Regions from separate parts of the Mus musculus genome. Here region 1 is linked to region 2. The links are chromatin contacts, found by Hi-C or POLR2A ChIA-PET in ENCODE. All regions are on one chromosome and are shown on one strand. The core of a region is the stretch at or near the end of the contact, and the rest is flanking DNA. Distances in the headings are between cores, read along the strand shown.

Region 1 (5,018 bases), core at 2,152-4,651, 110 kb before region 2:
ACGTGTAAGAGGCCCCTGGAAAGCTGTATGCTGTGGGCAAGTCCATACATATTGACCTCAGCTTCCTCAGCTGCAGAACATAGGAAGCTCACTGCACACTGAGCTTAAGAATAAAAACACTATATGAACAAAGCAGCTCAGGAACACCAAACACCCAACAAACTATCACCAGCATCGCTATAACCTACAACAATAAACAGTCAAGAATACAGATCAATGATTTATAAAATGGTTTTACATGTAGTATGTTATCATATCATGTGTCACTTACATGTACCTCTCTTAATTCCAAAATTAGGAATACATTTCAGAAGAAAAAGTAAAATAAAGGAAGATCCATTTAAACACACTGAAAAATAAAAGGCCAATGTGTTAGCATTAAACTTAAAAAAAAAAGTGTGATCTTTAACTAGACCTGTTTTAACATTTTAAGGTCCAAATAGTTTTTTTTGCATTAGAAAAAAAATAGAAGTCCTAGAAAGAAATCTGAGATTGAAATCCTTTTCATGACTTCATGGGGGTGGGAGGGAGGGTTCTAGCCATATGTAGTATATATGCACCTATGTGTACAGAGATAACTGTGTTTGTGCACCCGAGAGGCCAGAGGAGGACCCAGGGTAGCCTACTCTATCACTCTCTGCCTTGTTCCTTTTCTCGCTGAACCTAGAAGCTGGTACCCAGTTAGCCCCAGGGATCCTCCCGTCTCTACCCCACCAAGAGCAATGGGGTCACAAGTGCACCATACAAGACTGAAGACTGTCTATGTTAGCATTTGAACTCAGGTCCTCAAGCTTGTTCACAAACTCTCTCCAGCCGGTATGTGTCTATAAACAACTTAACACAAGCGCCTTTAACAGAATCCCCTCTAATCTCTACAAACCCTCAGACAAAAGCAGTCAAGAAAGCACACTGGGTGGAGAACTGTGGAGCAGGTCCTCTGGATTCAGCTCTGTCCTCACCTAGGTGGATGACCAGAGGCAAATTTGAACCTCTCATCCCTGTTTGCTCATCTGGAAAATGGAGATCTGAGGTCACAGGTGACAACACAGATCTCACAGCCCAGGCTGGCCTTACTTTACTATGTCGCCCAGGATGCCTTACACTTGTCATTCTCCTGCTTCTGCTTCCTAAGGGCTTGCATTACAGGCATCTCCATCCAGGCCCAACACCATGCCCAGTTTTTTGGGATTCTTTAGAAGACTGTTAAGGTTTAAATGAGCTAAAACACTTGAAGTATTCATAAAGATTAGCATGTGAAAGGCATAAGTAATTGCCATTTTTTGTAATTATTACCATCACCCCAAAATGCCTAGATTTCTATCAATAAATATTTGTTCTTTGCTGAACAATTTCAACAAATAGCTGGCTAGACCTTAAAAAAAAATCACACCTGCTTGAGACATTTCATAATACCTTCCACTGTTTCACCCCATTAGAGGTCATTTTAGGGGGCGGGGAAACCAATCTCTTTCTTAAACTTCCTGTCATACAAAGACGTATACTTGCTAACCTAAGTTCAGAACCAAGAATTTTACAACTAAGGCAGACACACACCAGCCTGCCTAACAAAGTTCTCAAACCCAAGCTTCCTAATGCTCATCTGCACTCCTTCACTCCGGACTGCTTAACTCTAAAGGGCTTTAAAATTAAAACTATACTATATGTTTGAAATGTCTTTGTGGTTAAACAAGATACACTAAGTGCAAGTACTAAGTGCAAATAAACTGTTTTCTCTGTGGCCTTAAGGAAGCTATAGCAATGGCTTCTTCCAGCTGCAGTCCAACTGGAACAGCAGGTGCTGTCCCCACTCCAAACTGGAGGCTGACTAAAACCACTATCCCACCAGATCAAGACTCCTTTTAGAAATGCCTCTCTCCTTAACATGCCCATACAACAGGTAATGCAACTGGGATTTGGGCTATCCCAGTCTCATGCCTACACCAGAAGGTAAAGCGATGGCAGACAACCTAAAGTGTAAGTTATCTAACCAAAGACCTGGGGGTGGAAAAAGTCATTCGAGGTAGTTAGTGACACACCACCAACTCTCTAACCTAGACACAAAAAAAAATGTTATCTTCAGATTCAAAGGAGTCAGTCAAAACAAACAACCTTAAAAAGGCCTCCAAAACAAACAACCACACACACACCTCCAAAAGAAAAAACTACCAAAAAAAAACAAAAACAAAAAACAAAAAAACAGAGGTTTACAGAATGAACAGCCACAAGTCCACTTCAAATGAAGGTCGGTGCTTATCCAGCTCACCCTCAAATTAAAAGCTGGGTTCCAATATCAATCAGAGATGTGGCCATGTACCAGCTATCAACAGGCCACAACCGGCCAGATCAGACCACAGGTCAGCCTTCATTGGGCGGGAGCTACAAGGCTTCAGTGCCAACCCTTGACCTGGTGACTAGGAGGAGGGCAGGTGGGCAGTCCGCGGAGGCTGACTCTTCACCCGCAGCTTCAACTTCCAGAGTCCTGACCGACTGGACTCGAGAAATCCAATCTGAACAAACGGGAGGAATTTTAAAAATACGAATGGAACACACTCCCTGTTCAGGACACTCCGGAGATGTAGCAATTTTATTCGAATAGCAACGGAAAACTGCACCCGTTCCTCGTTGTGTTCCTAAGGCCATTTCTGCTGACTTGGTGGTGCCCTCGGGCAAGCCGCACGCCCCCAGACCTGCCCTCCTTCCCTATCTTTTTCAGAACTTCCAGCCCCCCCCCCCGTCCAAAAAAAGCCAAGACACCCCTCTGCCAGTCCTCCAAGTTCTCGCCAGGGTGCGGATGGACTCCCCAACTTCTCTCGCCACTCGTGCAGAGCTAAGCACTTTTACTGCGGGCTCAGGAACTCCGGCGCTGTCCGAGCCGTCCGGGAAGGACCGGGCCCCCGTCGTCGCCCTGACCACCTCCGACGGCGGGGGAGGCTCGCCCGCGGCCCGGGCCCGGAGCCCCGCTCCGCTCCGCCTCACCTCCCGCTGCGCAAGCCCGCCTCGCCGCCGCCACCCGGAGCTCGCTCCCGGGCCCTCAGCCCGGCCTCGGCCCGCCAGGCCGGAGCACTCGGCCGCCGCACTGAGAAGCTCCGGAGGCCGCGCGTTCCCCGTCACAGGCCCCGCCTGGGCCTCTCTCGGCTCCGCTCCCCACACCGCACGCTCTGGCGGGCCGCGCTCTCACCGAGCGGCTCCGACAGCTCGAGCGCGGGGCCCCGCACTTACTCGGGAAGGTAGGTGGAGGAGAAGGAGCTCCACTTATGCAGCGCGTAGGGCAGAAGCCGGCACTCCGGCGCCACAGCAACAGCCCCGCCAGCCGCCATCTTGTCAGCACCGTAGCGGCCACCACCGAGCGCCAGCCCCGCCAGGAGGAGGGCGGGGACGGGGCCTGCTCTTAAAGGGGCCGCGCCGGGAACCCGACCGCGCAGGGCCGGCACTGGCTGCTTGGAGGCCGCTTCCTCGGGTTTCCCACGCTGTCCTTTCCTAGCTGACCCTCCCAGGGAGGCTTTCCTTTCCTGTGAGGCTGGCAGAGGAGTGGCACAGAGGACTTTTCATACAAGCTCAGGTAAAGACAAAGCCAAGGACATTTTGAAAAAAAAAAAAAAAAGAAAGAAACGTCTCCTAGAATAGGAAGGGAAAATTCGATGAGCTTGGGAAGGGAATATCTTTCCATCTTTCCTACTTTGGAAACCACTGCTCTAGCCTGTTTATAAATCCTCTCCGGAAACAGAGGTGAGGAGAATTGAAGTGCAATAATAACGTATGGCCTTTGTCTCTGCAGTTGACCTGGGGTAAAAATGTCCTTGTCACCGTGTTCAAGGGTCAGGTGGAGGCAAGATAAAGGAACAGCTAGTGTGTTCTGCTATCAGTCTGTAAACATTTCTTGTCGGCCTCTCTTACTAATATTCTGATGGCATCGTTGTACCCAGAAATGACATTCGCCCACATACCAGGAAGATGCTCAGAGTTGGAAAGTTGTGTGCCATCATTTGTCTCCGGCATTAAATCTGCTTGCTTTGAATTTTAACATAAATTTAGCCCAAATGTTTGGAAAGAGAGAGATGTTTGAGAAAAGATCGCGTCTTCTTCAGAAGGAATAATGAGTACACCCCACCCACCTCCAACATACATACTGTTCATGAAGCCTGACAGCAGGCATCATTCCAGCTTTTTATCACAAAAGGAACATCTGGCCTAAATAGGTGGCAAAGTTAGATAATGCTCCTGTCTAGTACCTGTTTGTCAGGGTTATAAATATGCCCTTGCTTACCTAGCGGCATCACCCAAAATCGTGTCACTCCCTGCCTAAGAGGTTGGACTCCTGGAAGTTTGGATTGCATCATTGTGTCAACCAGAGGATATTAAAAACTCAAGCAAAGAGTATCTCAATAAATGATCCAATAGTTTTACTCTTTTTGATTATGATCGTTAACCGGCCCATCAAATCTCTCCAATTCTTTATTGGCTTCGTTTCCATTGGTGAAATTTTAGCAGTAGCCTCTACTATGATACCACTAGCAATGTCAGCTAGACCACAAGTATACTCAGTGTTTAAGACTTTGTTGGGAATGAGTATGAGCCCTGAGGTAATGACCCCTGAGGTATTGACCCCTGAGGTAATGACCCCTGAGGTAATGACCCCTGAGGTAATGCTCTAACCCCACTGACTTCAGTTAGATAACTGCCTACCATGGAGGAAGTTAGTTACAGAGAAATTATCTTGGAGGGAAAGATTGTCTTCTAAAAGGGAGAAGATAAGATGGGGATTCACTCCAGTTAGAGGACCCACAATTTGCTAATTCCTCTTCTTTTTGGATCTTAGTAAGTCATTGTTGTTGTTGTTGTTATTGTTGTTGTTGTTTTTCTTCCAGGCAGAGAATTGTATAGTTCCTGATCAACTATATAATGTGAAAAACAGATATAAACCAATTCTTCTTATTGAGATTGTAATTCAATTACAGTATTTCTCCCATCCCTTTCCTTCCTCCAAACCTTCTATATAGCTGTCCCTACTATTCAAATTT
Region 2 (4,590 bases), core at 1,053-3,552:
TAAGCAATGCCCTGCCTGTCGACATATCCGAATCAATCATCTTTGGGCCTGGTGGGCAATAAGTTACCAATGGCAAGCTAGATCCGACCGTAAGGTTGTAGACAATCCCTCAGCTTTCTTTTCATAACTAGAGATCCAAGAAATCATAAAGAGGAGCATGATATCACAGATCAGCTTTATTTTTGTGAACTAACACTGCAGGTTTCCCACTTTGGACAGCTGTAGTCAGTCATGTGCTATCCAGAACAAAACCCCACAAAAGAAGTTAACTCTAGCCTGGGTGGGGGGGGGGGGTCCTTTTATCCTTCATGAGTCTGAGGCCTTTAAATTTGTCACCTGAATGTGATATTAACATAATCGTCTGCATTTTCTGCTAATGAATGCACCTGTTTCTAAGACTTTATTTTAGCAGTTTTAATGAGCTCTTCAAAGGAGTTTGCCTGGACTTACCGCTAAAAGAAAAAAAGCAGCTGGAAGCAACTAACGCTGCATTCGGAATTCGAGTCAGGGCTCTGTGAAGTTGTTAAACTTGAGAAGGAGTATCTACGCATCTGTCTGCAAGGTGACAGAGGATGCTGAGCCAGAGCCACAGTGAGTGGGAAATGCCCTAGTGAAGGTGGGCCTGGCTATGGAAGCCTCTTCGTTGCTCGGCCAGAAGGTATGGGTCTCGGGCAATTCTCCGAATCTCCATGTTCTTATCTGTATATGGAGTCTACTTGTAAGGGTCGCACGCCTTGTGCTGTAAGCACTCAGTAATGTTAGGTTTCCCTAGAACCATAATGTTTATTCTTAAGGAGATGTGACTTAGCAAATGGCCACACATGGTTGGAATTCACTTATGTAAAATACCCAGACCGGGAACCACAGAGAAAGTAAATTGGCGGTGACCAGGTTCCGGAAGGAGGGAGCCAGCATCAAGCAGTAACAACTTAATGGATGCGAGGCTTCCCTGTGGGAGTGATAAAAATGTTTGGGAACTGGATACAAGGGGAAGTTGTGCAATGTCACAAAGACACTACAGGTTTCTGTATTGCTGCCTTTAAAATAGTGGATTTTGTTATGTGAATTTCACCTGAAGCATAAAACAAAAGCACTCCTTTGAGTAATTAATGATAATAATAGCAATAATAATAATAATGTGACTTTAAATGGATCAAGCAAATTGTCTGATTGACTGCAGATCCTAAGAGAACTCCTAGGTGAAGAATGACTCATCAAACATCACGCTAAAGGAAACCAATCAGCTCTCCTCTACAGAGCCCAGAGGGTGTCCTCTCCCTGTTGAATCACACCTCTCGTCAGGGAGGAAGTATCTCAAGAAGACGCTACCAACCAACCTGCAGATGTTCAAATCCCTACGCAACCCTGAAAGTCACGGGTATTTTAAACTACCATGTGGGTGCTAGCATAGCAGGACAGAGATAATAGTCCATGTGATCAAGTCTGTCTCGCAACTACTACATTTGCATGACTGCCATCTCCTTTGGTTTTCCCTCCGCTCCGTCCTCTGTGTATGGACTAATAAACTACCCCAAGTCCAACTGAATAGAAAGTCAGAACTAGGTCAAGTGTTGCTTTAAAAAATGCATGGAGCAGACACACTACAGATCACGAGGTGGAAGCATCCTAGACTAATAGTGCTACCTCCTCTTTTTCTTGTCTTCCTCTCCCCTCTGCCTCTCTCCCTCTCCTTTCCTCTATCCAGCAGGTGAGATAGCTGTTAAGAAAATCTCCAAGTCCCTTTAAAAGTTTATTTCAATAACAGTGAACATGAGCGGCAGAAACTGCCTCTCAGGACTCTTCTCGGGTCACAGTCAGTGTTGGGAACTGGTTCACTGGTCATTCACTCAGTGCTGGACAACCATTCAGGAACCAGGCTTAGCTAAGGAACCATCACCAGTTACACATGAGTTTCTCTGGAAAGGTCCTGATTGCAGGCATTCTCCAAGCCAAGCCTCTGGCAATGCTGTGCACCCCCTCCATTCTAAAGGAGCCTCTTTATCCAGATTGACATGGAGCATCTCTCCAGAGGACTTTGAGTTCCATTCTGAGACCTCAACTTTGTCACCTGAGCTCACCTCCAGCCACCCTCTGGCAGTGTTCAGCCAGCAGGGCACTGGCTGCATGCTGACGAAGGTCTTGCTATGCCGCACACCGTGGTCCTCAGGAAGGGCAGCATCAGCATCACCTGGATGGTCAGCATCCGTTGGTAATGCAGCCTAGCTCCCACCCTCAACTGACTGCATCAGAGCCTACAGCTTAAGTTCAGGTTCAGGAAGCAGCGGTCTTAGGGATCATCATCTGCTCAGGGTTGCTTTTGCTGGCAACGTGACTCACCATGTCAGGCTCCCAAGTTGTATCCGTGCATTTTCCATTTCAAGGCTCTACACAGATTTCCCTGCAGTGCTCCCGGGCAAGTGAGCTCGACTTGGATGAGTTCCCACCCAGCGGGCCTCAGGATGGTGGTGCTCTGAGCGGTCACACCGTTATATAGTGCAGCCTCCTGCTAAGCAAGCTATGCCCACCCCCTAGGTCACCCTGCCCTCCTGTTCCCTCAGCTCCAGTGGTACCATGTTCATAAATTGTTGTTAAAGAAGGAAATTACCAGAAAGAAAAAAAAATAATGTCTATAAACCTGCACAGTTTAGAGCTAAAGAATATGTTAAAATTTTCCATTGTGGAAATTTCCCAGCTACTGGGCTCTTTAGATTTTTTTTTTTTCAGAGCTGCAAGCAAAGAATGGAAATTTCCAAACGCAGCATCGAGAGCTGCTGTTCTGCTGACTGTCTGGCTCAGCCGGGGTCATCTGCTTCTCTAAAGACATCAAGGAATGCCAAGGTAGGGCTAAGAGAACACGATGGGCTTCCTCTGCAGGCAGGAAGGAAGATCTTTGCGCGCTGCCTAAGAGCTGGGAGGAGAGGAGAGGAGAGGAGAGGCAGCAGAGGTGACACCCCCTGCTCCCTCCCCCTGAACAGGAAGTCATCCCACTTGACTTCTTTCCAGGGGCAGCTGGCTGGCAGGATTTGTGTTTTTAAAAGACATTCCTAAGGTGGGTGGGAGATACAGAAACATGAGAGAAAGAAATCTTTGTTGGGGTCTAATTTTGAAAGGACTTTACCTGGTAGCTATATCATTCAATCATGTGACCTATCCAAGAAAATCAATCAAAATCTCTCTCTCTCTCTCTCTCTCTCTCTCTCTCTCTCTCTCTCTCTCTCTCTCTCTGTGTGTGTGTGTGTGTGTGTGTGTGTGTGTGTGTGTGTGTGTCTCATGTAGCCAAGGCTGGTCTTGACCTCCTGATCCCCTTTCCTTCACCTCCCAAATGCTGGGATTAAAGGCATGTGCCATTATGCCCAGCATTAATTCTGAATTTAGAATCTTCAAGCTGTACCTCCTGAGACAGCTCTATCTCCTCATCCCCCATAAACCAAACCTTCCACAAATATCCCAGCAGGTTCTGTCCCCACCTCGGCAATAATTTCAACAGGCCTGTTCCTTTCCACTGCAGCTACGTAAAAATACATTCCTGTTCACAGCTGGTCCTGCCGCCTGAGTCAACAGGCATCTAATAGTTCCCTGAGATCTGGCATGTTCCTTCCACCCACGAATGCTGTTCCTACAGAAGTCTCAACAGCAGCAACTCCATGGAAGTTGGTGTCAGGGCGTCAGCTTCCTGCAGACGCCGAAGGACCCCTGAGTGGCTTTGGAACAGAAGGAATATTCTCAAACCTAAGCCATGTGGTTTTTGTCTGACTGAAAGTTTGGTTTCTGTTTGTCACCTTTCAGGAAGTTCTTAACAAACAAGTGTTATCTATGAGTTCTGTGCTCTGCCATCCCCTGGCACCAGGGAAAGGACTGCAATGAAGGGTTTTTGACATCCTTGTTCTTTATACTAAACACTCTTTATTGAAACAAGTTTGATAACAGTGATGAATTTCTGGCAAGAAACTTTAAAAAAAAATCACACAGCGGCCCCTGACTATAAATTCAACACTGCCACAAGTTCGGGACCAATCAGGTCTAGAGGGTGAGACCCTATCTTGACAAGCTGAGCAGGAGCATGGGTTAGGGAGGTGGCTCAGTTGGTGGAATGCTTGCTGTGCAGGCATCTGGACCTGGGATTGGATGCCAGGTACCCTTGTAAAGTCAGGCATGATGGCATGCATCTTTAACCCCAGTGGCAGGGAGGCAGAGATGGGGGGAGCCCTGGGCTCACTGGTCAGCCAGTCTAGCCAAACTGATGAATTCCAGGATCAGAGACAACTTGTCTCCAAAAACAAAAACAAAAACAAAACAAAAACAAAGAAAAACAACAAAACAAAACAAAACAAAACGGCATGGAGAGTGGTTGTGGAAGACATTCCATGTTTTACCTCTGACCTCCTCACACACGCACATGTACCCCAAGAAATAGAAACATCACACACACACAACACACACACACACACACACACACACACACTGGACACATGAGACAGACAGACAGAGAGAGAGACAGAGAGAGAGAGAGAGAGAGAGAGAGAGCAATAATGGGGTGGGGGTGGGGTACCAGCCAACAGCTAGTGAGTAAAGGAGCTGTCCCATATCTGT

What was found. Hi-C counts contacts between places; a loop is a spot of excess contacts on that map. ChIA-PET counts read pairs that join two places held with the same protein, here RNA polymerase II (POLR2A).
Region 1: a loop to region 2 is called in a map of left cerebral cortex, with 1.8 times the contacts of the local background. The contact joins the promoter of Mkln1os here to the enhancer-like site in region 2. A Hi-C loop is called at or near these places in 1 of 37 maps with a recorded cell type or tissue (left cerebral cortex). POLR2A ChIA-PET finds 5 or more read pairs at or near these places in 1 of 5 experiments (Patski).

Annotation. Positions count from the first base shown.
Region 1 is chr6:31,397,156-31,402,173 of GRCm38, reverse strand. Mkln1os (muskelin 1, intracellular mediator containing kelch motifs, opposite strand) reads left to right here and starts at 3,401. Exons shown (of 3, transcript NR_040300.1): 1 at 3,401-3,559. It overlaps Mkln1 (muskelin 1, intracellular mediator containing kelch motifs), which reads right to left and starts at 3,346. Exons shown (of 18, transcript NM_013791.2): 1 at 3,220-3,346. The coding sequence starts at 3,317.
Region 2 is chr6:31,286,868-31,291,457 of GRCm38, reverse strand. The region is part of intron 2 of 2210408F21Rik (RIKEN cDNA 2210408F21 gene); the gene reads right to left. Among named protein-coding and RNA genes, the nearest start is that of Gm38782, 46 kb to the right of the region's middle. Within about 2 kb of position 2,302, at least 1 of the 3 ENCODE cell types and tissues checked has a DNase peak (open chromatin) inside an H3K27ac peak, as active enhancers do.